Regions from separate parts of the Homo sapiens genome. Here all the other regions are linked to region 4. Evidence: chromatin contacts called from ENCODE Hi-C data. All regions are on one chromosome and are shown on one strand. Each heading gives the region's core, a stretch centred on a gene start or an enhancer-like site at or near the end of the contact. The rest is flanking DNA. Distances are from core to core; before and after follow the strand shown.

What was found. A loop is a pair of places that touch in the nucleus more often than their neighbours do. Pooled maps may share reads with other maps.
Region 1: a map of CD4-positive, alpha-beta T cell shows a loop between it and region 4 (5-fold over the local background). The contact joins the promoter of SCYL3 here to the promoter of TADA1 in region 4. A Hi-C loop is called at or near these places in 3 of 168 maps with a recorded cell type or tissue (CD4-positive, alpha-beta T cell, IMR-90 and naive thymus-derived CD4-positive, alpha-beta T cell) and 8 of 50 pooled maps.
Region 2: a loop to region 4 is called in a map of B cell, with 14 times the contacts of the local background. The contact joins the promoter of GORAB-AS1 here to the promoter of TADA1 in region 4. A Hi-C loop is called at or near these places in 1 of 168 maps with a recorded cell type or tissue (B cell), 1 of 37 single-sample maps with no recorded cell type and 6 of 50 pooled maps.
Region 3: a loop to region 4 is called in a pooled map, with 12 times the contacts of the local background. The contact joins the promoter of NUF2 here to the promoter of TADA1 in region 4. A Hi-C loop is called at or near these places in 2 of 37 single-sample maps with no recorded cell type and 9 of 50 pooled maps.

The regions. Positions count from the first base shown.
Region 1 is chr1:169,892,212-169,895,297 of GRCh38, forward strand. It overlaps SCYL3 (SCY1 like pseudokinase 3), which reads right to left and starts at 1,685. Exons shown (of 13, transcript NM_020423.7): 1 at 1,577-1,685. RefSeq lists enhancers at 853-1,440, 1,441-2,028, 1,703-2,112 and silencers at 1,123-1,182, 1,423-1,502.
Region 2 is chr1:170,531,079-170,534,501 of GRCh38, forward strand. GORAB-AS1 (GORAB antisense RNA 1) reads right to left here and starts at 1,531. Exons shown (of 3, transcript NR_125958.1): 1 at 1,370-1,531. GORAB (golgin, RAB6 interacting) reads left to right here and starts at 1,088. Exons shown (of 5, transcript NM_152281.3): 1 at 1,088-1,206. The coding sequence starts at 1,146.
Region 3 is chr1:163,320,382-163,323,764 of GRCh38, forward strand. It overlaps NUF2 (NUF2 component of NDC80 kinetochore complex), which reads left to right and starts at 1,573. Exons shown (of 14, transcript NM_145697.3): 1 at 1,573-1,831. LOC127814295 (a long non-coding RNA gene) reads right to left here and starts at 1,354. Exons shown (of 5, transcript NR_182654.1): 1 at 1,241-1,354. It also overlaps a transcript of RGS5 not described here. RefSeq lists enhancers at 1,313-1,522, 1,563-1,792.
Region 4 is chr1:166,874,878-166,878,195 of GRCh38, forward strand. It overlaps TADA1 (transcriptional adaptor 1), which reads right to left and starts at 1,387. Exons shown (of 8, transcript NM_053053.4): 1 at 1,283-1,387. The coding sequence starts at 1,356. RefSeq lists silencers at 844-1,243, 1,274-1,323 and an enhancer at 1,724-1,773.

The sequences.
Region 1 (3,086 bases), core at 435-2,934, 3.0 Mb after region 4:
ATCTAAAGAAGCACAAATACTGTTATATGAAGAAGTTTTTTTGTTTGTTTTTTGTTTTAAATAGAGATATGGTCTTGTTCTGTTGCTGCTGGCCTAGAGTGCATTGGCGCTATCCTATCTCACTGTAACCTGGAATTCCTGGGCTCAAGCTACCTGCCCTCCCCAGCCTCCCTAGTTGCTGAGATTACAGGCATGTGCCACCATGCCCGCCAGTGCTTTAAAAATGATAATTCAGCTAAAATTGATTTATTGAAATGTAAGAAAAACACTTGGCCTTCCAAAATGCTTTCCTGTTGTTTTGAGGACGGGGAAAACACAAAATCTTGCTCATTAGCTTTGAAATTAAAAAGTCACAAGAAGGTAGAAAAGGATATCCTAGTATCCCGTAATAGGTATTTCGTAGCACTTAGCATCTCCACTCTATAATAAAATGCTGAGTTGACAGTCTCTGACTTGAATATGCATCAGTCTTCCCTTTAATAATCTCCCTCCACTCTTTTGCCTACTTGGGCAGCACATAAAATTTCTGGACCGCTTGTAGATTAAGAAAACCCTTGTCTAGGTCAAAGGGCAACTCATACACTCAACTAAGAAACCCGTGTGCTCTATGGAAATGTTTCTACCAAATATTTTCTTTTCCCAGCAATTACTCGAGACTACCTTGGTCCTAGCTCCCTTAGCTTGAAAGTTCCAAAGATAATGGCTTGCACTCTGAGTATTAAGGATGCACTGTACTGGCTGATATTCTGGTATCCAGCGGTAACGTTACTCCGGCCCTTGCTTTCGTGTTTCAGGTATATATTCCCTCTGCGGAACTCAGTCCAGCATTGCTAGCTGACAAGCAATACACAATTAAGTCTTTATGGACCAAAATAATTGTGATTTCAGCTCAAGATACATTTTATAAGAACATGGGTCCCTAAAAACAGCAGTTAACAGTGACCCCCAAAATTCGAGACCCGACTCCGAGAATTTCACATGGATTCCTGAATATGCTCTTCCGAGAAATGTTTCATCTTTATTCTAAACAGAAAGCACTATGCCAAGACAGGAGCCAGCTGGGCCTTGGGGGACGGGCACTGGTCTTGGATCAAGAATGAGGCCGCCTTCCCGAGGGCGGGCGCGCCCCCAGGATCCCCCCGGGCTCGGGCACTGCCGCCCCGGGACAGTGACCCGCCCAGCCGAGCACCCTCGCCCTGCTTGCCGCGACCCCGCGGGGTCACTGAAGGGCCGAGGCGCCGCTCTCGCTTCGCTGGCCCCTCACCTTCCACACCTCCCTGCGAGGACCGACTCCGCGGCCGCCTTGGAGAGCTCTGGCCGCGGGCGCCTCACCCGTCGGGGGCCGCCCGCGAAGCGCAGATTACAGGGCGCCCCACAATCAGCAAGGGGAGGCTGCTCCGAAGCTGAGAGCACAGCTCAACCGGCCGCCGGCGCCGCGCCGAGCTCGCTCCCGCGCGGGCCCCAGAGCGCAGACCCGCGAGCGGGGCGCGCGCCCGCCGCCTCCTCCCCGCCCGGCCCCTTCCCCCACGGCGCAGTCCTGCAAGGACTGGGGGCGCAGCGCAGGGCTCCCTGTTACCTGCAGGAAGGCGGCGGGGGAGGAGGCCGAGGGTCTTGGCTCTGGTACCCTGTTGGCCCCCCTGTTGACACCAACCACCCCTGCCTGCCTGTAAGGCTGTGGCCACTACACCCACAATCTTCTGGGGGCCGGGTTTCTCCTACACCATAGAGACGGGTCCGGAAACGGGACAGAAGGCCCACCTTCCTCCCTCCGACGCCACCAATGAGGCCAACTAACCAGGAACCGAGGTAGAGAGGCCGCACAGCTGAGTCTCAGGCCGGTGCCATCTTAAGTGTGGGCGCCGCGACGATACCGAGTTTCACTCACTGCCCCAGTGGTCTAGTTAGTCCACGAAGATGCCCCCTTTCTAGATGTGTTGGTCGAATGCTTAAGTTTGTCTTGACTTGAATTTTTAGGCTTTTAACAGCACAGTTTTAATTTCATTTCCGCCCAAATCCAAAATGGCTGCTGGCCACTTGTAGCAAACAGTAGAGGTGCAGGGCGGAGAAAAGGAGTACGGGAATTAGCGAGGACTTTCAGGAGAGTGACGTCACTCAACCTGTAGCTTTGATTGGCTGGGCTGCGAGGGTGGAGTCGTGCAGAGCCGCTGCTGGCGGAGGTCGTGGTGATCTCGCTTGATCTTTGAGAGGGAAGGTCCTGAATCACATTTCATTTAGCAAAAAGTAATATTTGAAAATTTTAATATTAATGCAGTAGTTTTGCCCCCCTCCATGCTTTCTGCAGTGTCAGTTACCTGTGGTCAAACCTTGGTTCAGAAATGTTAAATGGAAAACTCCAGAAATAAACAATTCTTAAGTTTCAAACCGCCTGTATTCTGAGTAGCCCGATTAAATCTCGGGCCATCCACTCTGTCCCACCCTTGACGCGAATCATCTGTCGCAGGTAGCCGCGCTGTGTACAGTATCCACTCATTACCCACTCAGTAGCTGCTTTGGTTAACAGATGCACCCGTAGTATAGCAGAGATAATGAGAGATACCACCTGCTTATGTTCAGGTAACCCTTATTTTACTTAATAATGGCCGCAAAGCACAGGAATTGTGCTGACAATTTGGATATGCCGAGGAGAAGCTGTAAAGTGCTTCCTTTAAATGAAAAGGTGAAAGCTCTGGACTTAATAAGGAAAGAAAAAGAGTCATATGCTGAGGTTGCCAAAATCTATGATAAGAACAAATTATCCATGAAATTGTGAAGAAGGAAAAAGATTCGTGCTAGTTAACTAAGCACCTATCATGCACTGTGGCTGTAACTTTTGTAGTTTGAGGTGCAACAGCAAAAGACGGAAAAGGCATTACATTTGTGGGTGGGAGACATGAACAGAAAACGTATTTCAGCTGACCGCAGTAAGTTTTGCCAGAAAGTGTTGAGCCTATAGGAAGACTTAAGAAAGGGATCCCCTGAAATTAGGCACACCAAGCTATTTACTGCAAGTAAGGGATGGCTACACAGATTCAGGAATAGGTTTGGACTGAAAAACATAAAAATAACTGGAGAGGCCACATCTGCTG
Region 2 (3,423 bases), core at 281-2,780, 3.7 Mb after region 4:
CAGAACCCGAATTACGGTATTAGGATTCCAGGCAGGATCCTAAGAAATGCTTTCCCATCCCCCAGCACCGACGTTTTACAATGTCTTCTCTGAAAAACAGATTTAAAGGGGAGACTAAGAAATCCCGGCCGGGCGCAGTGGCTCACGCTTGTAATCCCAACACTTTGGAAGCCCGAGGCGGGCGGATACCCTAAGGTCAGGAGTTCGAGACCAGCCTGGCTAACATGGTGAAACCCCGTGTCTACTAAAAATACAGAAAATTAGCCGGGTGTGGTGGCCGGCGCCTGTAATCCCAGCTACTCGGGAGGCTGAGGCGGGAGAATCGCTTGAACCCGGGAGGCGGAGGTTGCAGTGAGCCGAGATCGTGCTATTGCACTCCAGCTTGTGCAACAAGAGCGAAACTATGTCTCAAAAAAAAAAAAAAAAAAAAGTAAGAAAAAAAGAAAAAGAAATCCCTTAAGAGGAAAGTTACATATTATAATTATTCACAAAGGAAACAACCCAAAGCAAAAGAAATCTGAGAGCCGCTCCGGCCTGCGAGAGACCTGGTTATGCCTGTTCCCTTTTCATCAATTATACCCCACCCCTTTTAAATGTTTCTTCATCATCAAAATCCTAAATCTGATCATTTCCTGAGTTAATCTGAAGGAGGCCTCCAGCGCTGTGCACACTCCCAGCAAAACACAAGGATTTTAGGGCACACTAAGAGCCACAGAGAGCACCGCTCCCGCCCCACAGGTACAGGACCCCAAAGGCACTTAGATCTCCCGTTTCCGCCACCGACTTGTTGCTCCTTCCCAAATACCTGTTTATCTCCACCCTTATCCCCATCGCCATTTCCCCCCTTAGCTCCTGAAGCGATTAACCAGCAACAGTGAGAAACAATGAGAGAGAGAGAGAGTAGAGGTAAGCCAGAGGAAACGAATGTCTGCGTGGCAAGGTTTCCTTAGGCAGTTTGTCAGGCACTGCTGAAGGCAGCCTGGAAGGAAGCCGGACCCTGAGGCCGGGGAGAGAGGGCCTTGTGTTTGGAGCCCGATGCACTGATTGGCCGCGGCCGGGGAAAAACCCGGATGAGCTGGGCAGCAGTGTTGGCAGTCGCGGCTGCGAGATTTGGGCACTTTTGGGGGTGCCGGTGGCCCGGGCCGATGGCGCAAGGTTGGGCAGGATTCTCTGAGGAGGAACTGAGGAGACTAAAGCAGACTAAAGGTTACAAGATGGGTTTACAGTGGTTTAATTCTTGGGTCTTAAGGGGAAGAGGCGGGGATGCAGCTTTGGCGGGGAAAGGGGGCGTGGAAGCGGCTACGTTTGTGTTAGCGGAAGGCGCTGTAAGTACGTGGACTGGATTAGGGGGTTTCAGAGGAGGACTTACTGGGAGTCACGACGGGAGGGGCAAGCCAGAGGACTGGGATCTTCTTTTAGAAAAAACGGTCCAGGAATCCACTGTAGGGATTTGACTCTTGTGAAAGGAATGGGACTTGGGAGAGGAAGTGAGCCTACAGCCGGGGTGTCTCCCTTAGGGAAGATTGCTGCAGGAATCAACGGTTGGAAGGTTAGGGTCAGGGTAAGGGAAGGAGGAGGGGCGCACACCGTATTAGAATTGTGATGAATTTATAGAAGCAGATGGTTGGAAAAAAGGAGCACAGGCGTCTGAATAAAGGCAAAAATTCGGTACTTTTCACAATTCATCTGGAGTGTTGCATTCACTTCTGGTTGCCAGATGATTTTTGCAGTACTTCCCAATTTTTGAGAATCAGCAAACCAAAAGGGTCTTTGAGAGGGTAGATGTGAAGACTTTATATGTTTATATACATACAGTCTTACTGACTTTGGAGTAAGCTAACCTTGTGCTTCTCTCTCTGGCTTTATAGAGTAATCATTGAATGGGCTTGTACAATTTTTTTGTTGTTGTGGAAGGAATTAAGTTTGCTGATTGTTGGTGGAAAACTTAGTAATATTAATTGCACTTTGCTTGTGGTTGAAATTTCGCAGTGATCTGTATGGTTATCGTGGTAGTACACACAATTTCTGTAAGAAGTGTACATCACTCTTGGTACCTTAATTCAAATACTTTATTTTGGTAGCAAATGAAGTAAACCTTTTGTTAGCGTTTGTGGGGAAATTGGATGTTGCTCTGGTAGCTTGTGCATTTTTAGCATAAATATGAGAATAATCTAGGGCAGACAAGTGGGAAAAGAAGTAAATTAGTAAGATAGGGCCAATGTAGATTATATCGACTGGGGACATTTTGACTGGTCCAGGGGACTTTAAAAACTCTATCATAAAGGTTAGGCTAAGCTATGTAGTTAACTGACTCTGTGTTGCTTGATATACTCAAATTCTTTTGCTTTGTGTTTTCAACATCCATTCACATACTTTGATATACAGGGTACAAGTGCCCTGGCCTCTGGTCTGACTCCAGTAGACTCATGAGGAGACAAACCACAAAGTTATGTGATAGTAGATATTGCAAGAACTTGCTTCAGAGACAAGAGGAACCTCACTCTGCCGGGGATTGGATGGAGCTTGGGAAGATTTCACAAAGTTTGTGTGTTAGCAGAGGCGCATTTTCCAGGGTAAAGATGACTTAATATAAAAATCTAAATTAAACAACATATTCATTATGTAGAAGTATATTTTGAAATATCTTTGCAACCGGGGGTAGATAGAGGATGGTGAGGACCTGAACTTCAAGGCCCACTGTAGTGTGGAAACCAAATCGCTAGTCCGTGACCACCTCGAGGACGGAAAATATCTTAACCTCCTTGTATACCCGTAGCTAAACACAGTGATTGGCATATAGAACTTCCAGCTCTTCCTCTAAATCTTTTCTCCTTGGATTCCTTATTTGTAAAATTAGAGGATTTGGCCCTTTAATTTTAAAGCCATTTCTAGCTGTTCTCTATCTTTAAAAATTTATTGAATAATTTAGGAAGATGGAGTTGGTTGCCAGGAAAAATAAGGACAGTAGTACTCTGGAGACCCCTGTATGGGCATTGAGGAACATAGTCAAGAAAGTTGTTAATAGTCTTGTTTATAATATTAAGAAGTTGGAAACAACCAAAGTGTCCATTAACAAGGGAATGGATAAATAAATTGTGGTATACTCATCTAGCGGGCTACTGTACAGCTGGTGGGAATATATTAGTATTAACTGTAGCCACATGCATTAAAATGTTTGTTAATACAGTATATGTAGTTACACTTGGCCCTTGAACAACACAAGTTTGAACTGTGATGGTTCACTTATACACAAATGTGCATTTAAAAAATACAGTATTTGGGGGATGCAAAACCTGAGTATATGGAGGGCCAACTTTTGGTGTATGTGGTCTTCACAGCGCCAACTGTGGGACTTGAGTATGCACAGATTTTGGTATACATGGGGATCCTGGAACCAATTATCCTCATATACCAAGGATCAGC
Region 3 (3,383 bases), core at 323-2,822, 3.6 Mb before region 4:
AGAACTGTCACCCTATTTTAAAGATGCAGAAACGAGCTCAGTTAGGTTAAATAGCTCGCCTAAGTCCACCTAGGTAGTAAATGGTGTGATCAGGGATTTCAATCCAACTCCCTTTGACCGTAGAGATGTGCTCTCAGTCACTACGCTATGGTTCCCTTCCCTGCCTCTAAGGACATATAATTTGGTGGAAATTATGCATGTATCAGTAATCAATTTGATTTGGCAAGTGTCAATGAGACAGGTCTCTTTTTTCTGCTTTCCTCACTGACTCTAATATTTTTTTAAAATCTATTTTCTTAATGTCCTTTTGGGTCTTACTAGATTCCGACTTTGAGACTTACATCAGTAAATAGACATTGAAAGGAAAGACAAAAGCCCTGAACTAATGATATGAAATGTATTTTTATTTAGAATTGGTATAGACTTCACTATCAATAGGTTTAGTTCTTCAGGACAGGACAAAGCAGCGGAATTTGTGTCTACATTCAATACAACCTTTCTAGCACTTTTTTCACATAATTCAGTTCAGGTTCCCCATCCAACACACGACTGTCACCAGATGATGCTCTACTCTGTGACCAGATACAAGTCCTATTACGTCTTCTCCTGTCCCAAACCTCAATAAAACTTAATGGCTTTCTCCCCTGACAACCAGGCCTGCCATGGCTTCCTAACTTGTGTTAAATGCAGTGTTTCCACTCTTGCCAAAACAAACAAACAAAATACCATGTAAAAAAATACAGATTTCAGGGCCCCTTATCTGAAGAATGCAACTCACTCAGGAATGTGCAAATTTGGGGAACAGTTCAGAGGTGAAAAGCACTGATCGAAGAGGGAGAAGCTAAAATCAGGAGACCTGGTTTCTACTTTACAGTCCCACTTACTGTATAACTTCTAACAAATCACTTCTCTCTGAGTCCAGTTTTCATATCGGTGAAAGCGAGAGGATTTGACCAGATGAACTGTTATGTTCCTTCCACCTCTTGAAGTCGTGCTTATGAGCACAGAGTCAGAGGATGTGTGTTCATATCCCAGCTATGCTACTTGTGAACTACTGTGCGCAGAGAACTGCATTCTCTGATTCAGAGCCCTCACCTGAGGGGATGATAGTATCTCTCCACTATCCCTTTTCTCCCCTTTAATGAAGTCTAAATGAGATGATGCTTATAAGCATCTAACAAAACCCGGCACATAATCAATGTTCAACAAGTTATTATTACTCTGGAATTCTATAAATTACCTCTGTACTTCCTCCCTTGTCACCCTGAACTTAGTGAAGTTTCCTTCACTTGGTTTTGCTCTTCAACTCGGACCCCGAAAACGCTCTAAACGCTGGCGGAAGTCACGCAGAGATGGGCTAGACGCTCAACCCCGGTCTCTTCCCCGAAACCGCGGTGCTCCCACTTCCTGCAGTCCGAGGTTCCGACTCGACGCCAGCTCCGCGAGCAATGGTTCCGCCCTGCGCCCTGCCCCTTCCATGACAACTCCAGTCCCACCTGCCTGGCGTCTCTTGAGCCCAACCGGCATCCGTCGCGGTTGGACGTGGGCTTGGCGGAATGGGGCGGGACTTCCAGTAGGAGGCGGCAAGTTTGAAAAGTGATGACGGTTGACGTTTGCTGATTTTTGACTTTGCTTGTAGCTGCTCCCCGAACTCGCCGTCTTCCTGTCGGCGGCCGGCACTGTAGGTGAGCGCGAGAGGACGGAGGAAGGAAGCCTGCAGACAGACGCCTTCTCCATCCCAAGGCGCGGGCAGGTGCCGGGACGCTGGGCCTGGCGGTGTTTTCGTCGTGCTCAGCGGTGGGAGGAGGCGGAAGAAACCAGAGCCTGGGAGGTGAGGGGCGGGCCCGTCGTTACTTTTTATTTGATGTTAGTCCCAGAAACAACCAGAGCTCAGTTCCTACTAAACTAACGGGTGTTTTCTGGTGCAGCATAGACCGAAGAAGACGAGCTTGAGCTGAAATTGTTCAAGTTAGGCATACATTTATGTGTGATTTTTGGAAAGGCGGTGGTAATGTGGTTTATTTGGCTGCAGATGCTTGTCAGCTTTTTACACATCTCCGTTGCCAAACGTTTCTTAACCAAATCCAAAACCATGAATGAAAAGGTAAAAATATCACACCTAATCCAAAATTCAAAGGAAAAGAGCAGCGCATATATAGCACTACGCATGCATAACGCCATCATTGTTCCTTTTAAAAGTTCAAGGAACGTTTTACTTAATTCATTGAAGTTGGGAGCCATTTCTGTTTATTTTTGTTTAATCTCTGCCTCGTGGAACTGTGATGTCCACAAATAGTTTATTTTAACAAAACGAAGTGTGTAAAATTTAACAGAGTACTTTTAGTACCTACTCACTCTGCTCAGCATCGTGGTGCTGCAAATAAATGAGAAACCAGATGAGTAATTATAGGTTAATCTTTGCTACTCGTTAGACAGAGTATTACTGCATATATATTAAGTCATTTATATACTTTATCCCACCTAGGAGCTCAAACTATGTAGTTGGAAAGTGTCTTCATCTCTCGTTAATGAATAAATTGTAACTGAAATTGTACTTCGAAAGAATGATAGAATTTGGATATTGGAGGAGGTTCCAAAAGGAAATACTGGAAGTTTGGGAAAGTTAGGAGACTAACTTGGAGCAGAAATTTCATTCAATTATTAAAGGGTTTAGAAGCCTAGCAGAAAAATTTGAATTTGATGTGGTGGGTAAGGTGAGTAATTGAAGTATTTTCATACAAATATTATATGATGCGTTAAGTGTTTTTATAAGGATTAATCTGATAGCAGAGTGCCAAACATTAGAGAAGAGAGGAACAAGTGATAATAATTATGAAGATACTTTACACCTACGCTTTCTATTGCAATACTCTCTAATTCAGATGCAGCTTTTTTGGAAAAGTGACTTTTTCTGAAGTCTTTCTTTGGTCCAGTCCTTTTATGAACAGTTTTTAAGGCTGTGACTTAGATGAAAATGTAGAATGCATATTTATGCTGAAGGGAACATCTAATATGTGATGCATCAGAATCTGGATTCCAAAAGATCCCAGCTCTGTGGCCTGGCAAGGTGGCTTATGCTTGTATCCCAGCACTTTGGGAGGTTGAGGTGGGAGGATCACTTGAGCCCAGAAGTTCAAGACCAGACTGGGCAACATAGTGAGACCCTATCTCCACACACACACAAATTAACAGGGCGTGGTAGTGTGTGCCTGCTGTCGTCCTGGCTACTTGAGAGGCTGAGGCAGGAGGATAGCTTGAGCCTGGGAGGTCGAGGCTGCAGTGAGCTGTGATTGTGCCACACTGCACTCCAGCCTGGATGACAAACTGAGACCCTGCCTCAAAGAAAAAAAAATAGACAAAACGTCCTAGCTCTAAAAGGAAAG
Region 4 (3,318 bases), core at 137-2,636:
CTTTTTATAGTTTCCATTATTATCTTGTTAGGATGAAAAGTAGACTGTCAACTCTGCCACCCCAAAATTTCACATGAAGGAAAAACTCCAAAATTCATGTATGACATCCAACCTAAGTAATTTCAATCCAGTAATAATAAAGAACAGAGAAGGATGAAAAGAAAGTATTGGAGAAAAATTAAGTATTCCCAAATTGCTCCTCCACCAACATCATTTAAAAGTATGCATCCACTGAGTAATGCAAATGTGTAGAATACCAGAGAAGCCATCTAGCAGCAACAACACAGGCACTGTAATTTTAAACGTTTATATTTGCTTCCTATATTTTTGAAAAATAAAGTTGTAATAACAACGTTTTGAAAATTTCCAAACTCTTCCTTGTATCCCAGAGGTTCCTTTTTTGCTCTTTGGCTTTGGCTTTGACTGGATACTGATTTTACCCTTGGCCATTCTGCACCTAACCTGACTGTGCACTAGGTCCCCTGCCATAACCTGGATGAAGGTCTGGCTGAGCGTCTCTGGGATCCTTTACAGCCCCTCTAATGCATCAGTCGGGAATCAAAAGCGTGGGTCCCAACTCTGACAGTGACTTTTGAAGAGTTACTTGTCCGCACTAGGTCTCAGTCTTCTCATCTGTCAAATGGGAATAACAACTGTACCTATCTCACATCTGTTGTAAGGATTAGATAATATATTTAGAGAGCTTAAAATGTTTAAAATGTCCGCTACTGCTATCATCACTATAATTGTAGTGTTCAATGACTGTGATTTCACCAGAGGGTCCGTCTGCCTTACGAAATTGCTGTCAAAAGAGCTTACCAATAATCCGTAGCAGATCACACCAGCTCAACAGGCCTCCACCTCCAGGAAGCCCTCCAGGGGCGGGCCGCCCTGCGCTATGCCCTCTGGCTGGACGCGTAGGGCTCCGGCTCACTCCGCCCAAGTCAGCCTCCCGCATCCCGCACGCCCGCGCTGGGGCCCGCACCTGCTCAGCAGGCCCTTGGGTGCGAAGTGCGCTTCTCCCGCCCCACCCAGGGCAGACAGTCCCGAGCAACGGCGCCCGCCGATGTCTCCCGGGCGCCCAGGAGGCCCGGTCTCTCCAGGGCGGTGAGTTCAGGTGGCCCGCCCCGCCCCGGCCGGAGAAACCCCGAAGCCCCGCCGCCGCGGACTCCAGGCTGCACAGGCCCCCGGGCGACGCGGGCGTCTCCGGGGCGGGCTGGCAGCCCGAGGCCAGGAGAGCACCCGCGTGTTGGCCTGGACGCTGTGCTAGGGCAGCTCTTACTGTTTCACGTTGTCCCCCAGGGCCTCGCTTAAGTTCTTCTTGGCCGCCTCCAGCTCGCTCACAAAGGTCGCCATTGCTCCGCGTGTCTCAGCCCGACCGCAGACCGCCCGGCCACCGCGATCAACAACCCAAAAACCAACTCGGCGGAAGGCCTTGGCTCTGGAAGCTAAGCCGGCCGCCGTCAGTCCCGCCCCCAATCTCTCAGAAGTCGTTTGTTTGGTTTTCGGCTCCGCCCGCCTTTTCGCAGGGAAGGTGCCCGGCCAAACTCTGCTCTCTTCCTCCCGCCCCTCGAGTCACGTGATCCGCTTCACCTTGTCGCGCGCCCATCCTAAACCCGCGCGCCCCGCCTCGGCTGCAACGTTGCTGACAGGCTGGCGTGTCCCAAGCTCTTTCATTCTGTTACCGCTGGGGCAATTCCGAATTCAGCCTGCTGTTCTTCTGCCTGGAGGAGTACCTTACCCCTCCATTTAAAAAAGTAAATGCAGTATCAGTTTTACTCTTTCCTTGCCTTATTTTTCCCCGAGCACTAACCGTCTCATATGACATTTAGTTGATTTATCTTGTAAATGTTATGGCTCGAGGACAGGAGTTGTGTTTTATTCACTGTTACCCGCAATTCTCTAGAGCAGCGCCTGGCACATAGTGGATGCTTAATAAGTATTTGAGTAAATGAGGTAACTATGTAAAATTTGGAAAATACACAGAAAGATAAAGATAAAAAGAAGGAAAAAGTGTTTTACCACTCCCGGACAAACACTTAACTGAGAGAGATTTCTCCTTCACTTCGCACACTCCCATGACTTAAAATATTCTATGTTCAATTTTGCACGTTTTTAAACTTAAGGATTTATCTGTAGTATTACATTGTCTTTAGAATAATTTTAATGACAACATATTAAATACCCCCACAGATAGAAGGTACACAACTTGTTTCCCAATTGTTAGACTGTGTCCATTTCTTCTCTATTAAAAAGCAATACTGTAATATTGCTTTTGAAGCATATAGCATAATGAAGCAAAACTTCTTTATGCATAAAACTTTTCCTCCTTTAGGATTATTACTTTAGCATAGAGTCCCACACATAGAATTACTGGATCAAATGATGGGAATATTTATAAATGCCTTGGTGTATATTGTCAAATTGCCTCCCAAAGTTTTTTAAATAATCCTAGATAGCTTTTAGATCTTGTGTAATTTCTCCAAAGATGTCCCCTTAAGTTCATTCATTCAACTTCCTCACTGCCCAACCTAAACCCACAAGCCCTGTCCTGGCTGCAATGCCAGCCGGGCACCTTCTCTTCACTTGAATTCATACAGTGAGCTCCTATTATGTGTCTGGAACTCTTTGAGTACTGGAGATACACAGGTGAAAGGAGATACAAAGGTCAGGCAAAGTCTTCCTCTCTGTGTCAAAACTCTGGGTAAGTTTTGACACATTTAAAAAATATCCACTTAAGTTTTCCATGGCTCCCCACGCTCTGCTGAACAAATTCCAGACTCCAGCATTCAAATGTTCTCATGATCTGAACTCACCCTACCTGTGTACCTCACACACCACTGGCCTTCCCACATAACCCCACACTTGGACTCAGCATTCTAGTTAACTTGACTTTAACAAATCACATGGCTCTTCCCCTTTACGCATATCTCCTCTCTGCTGGTTTTGAGACTTATGGTTGGCTACCTCCATTTTTTTTGAATCAGGTTCAAACATATATATGAATCTATTCAAGGATCAAGTCAACAGGACTAGGAAAGGCTACAGATAGTTGGGTACATCTTCCAGGAAGAATCCCTGTTTCTCATTTGTCTCTAGCCACGAAGAAAGATAGGCCTCAAAGATTTTCTTTTTGAACCCATGCTTGACAATACTCATACGTCTAGCTCAATTAAATATCCCTTTCTCTCTCAGCACTTATACACCTATTAACACTAATTTTACTACAGTTTTTCAGTTAAATGTCCATTTAAACTGTAATGTTAGACAATATAATATACATAAATGGACATCTGACCAAACAATTTAATATTGAGA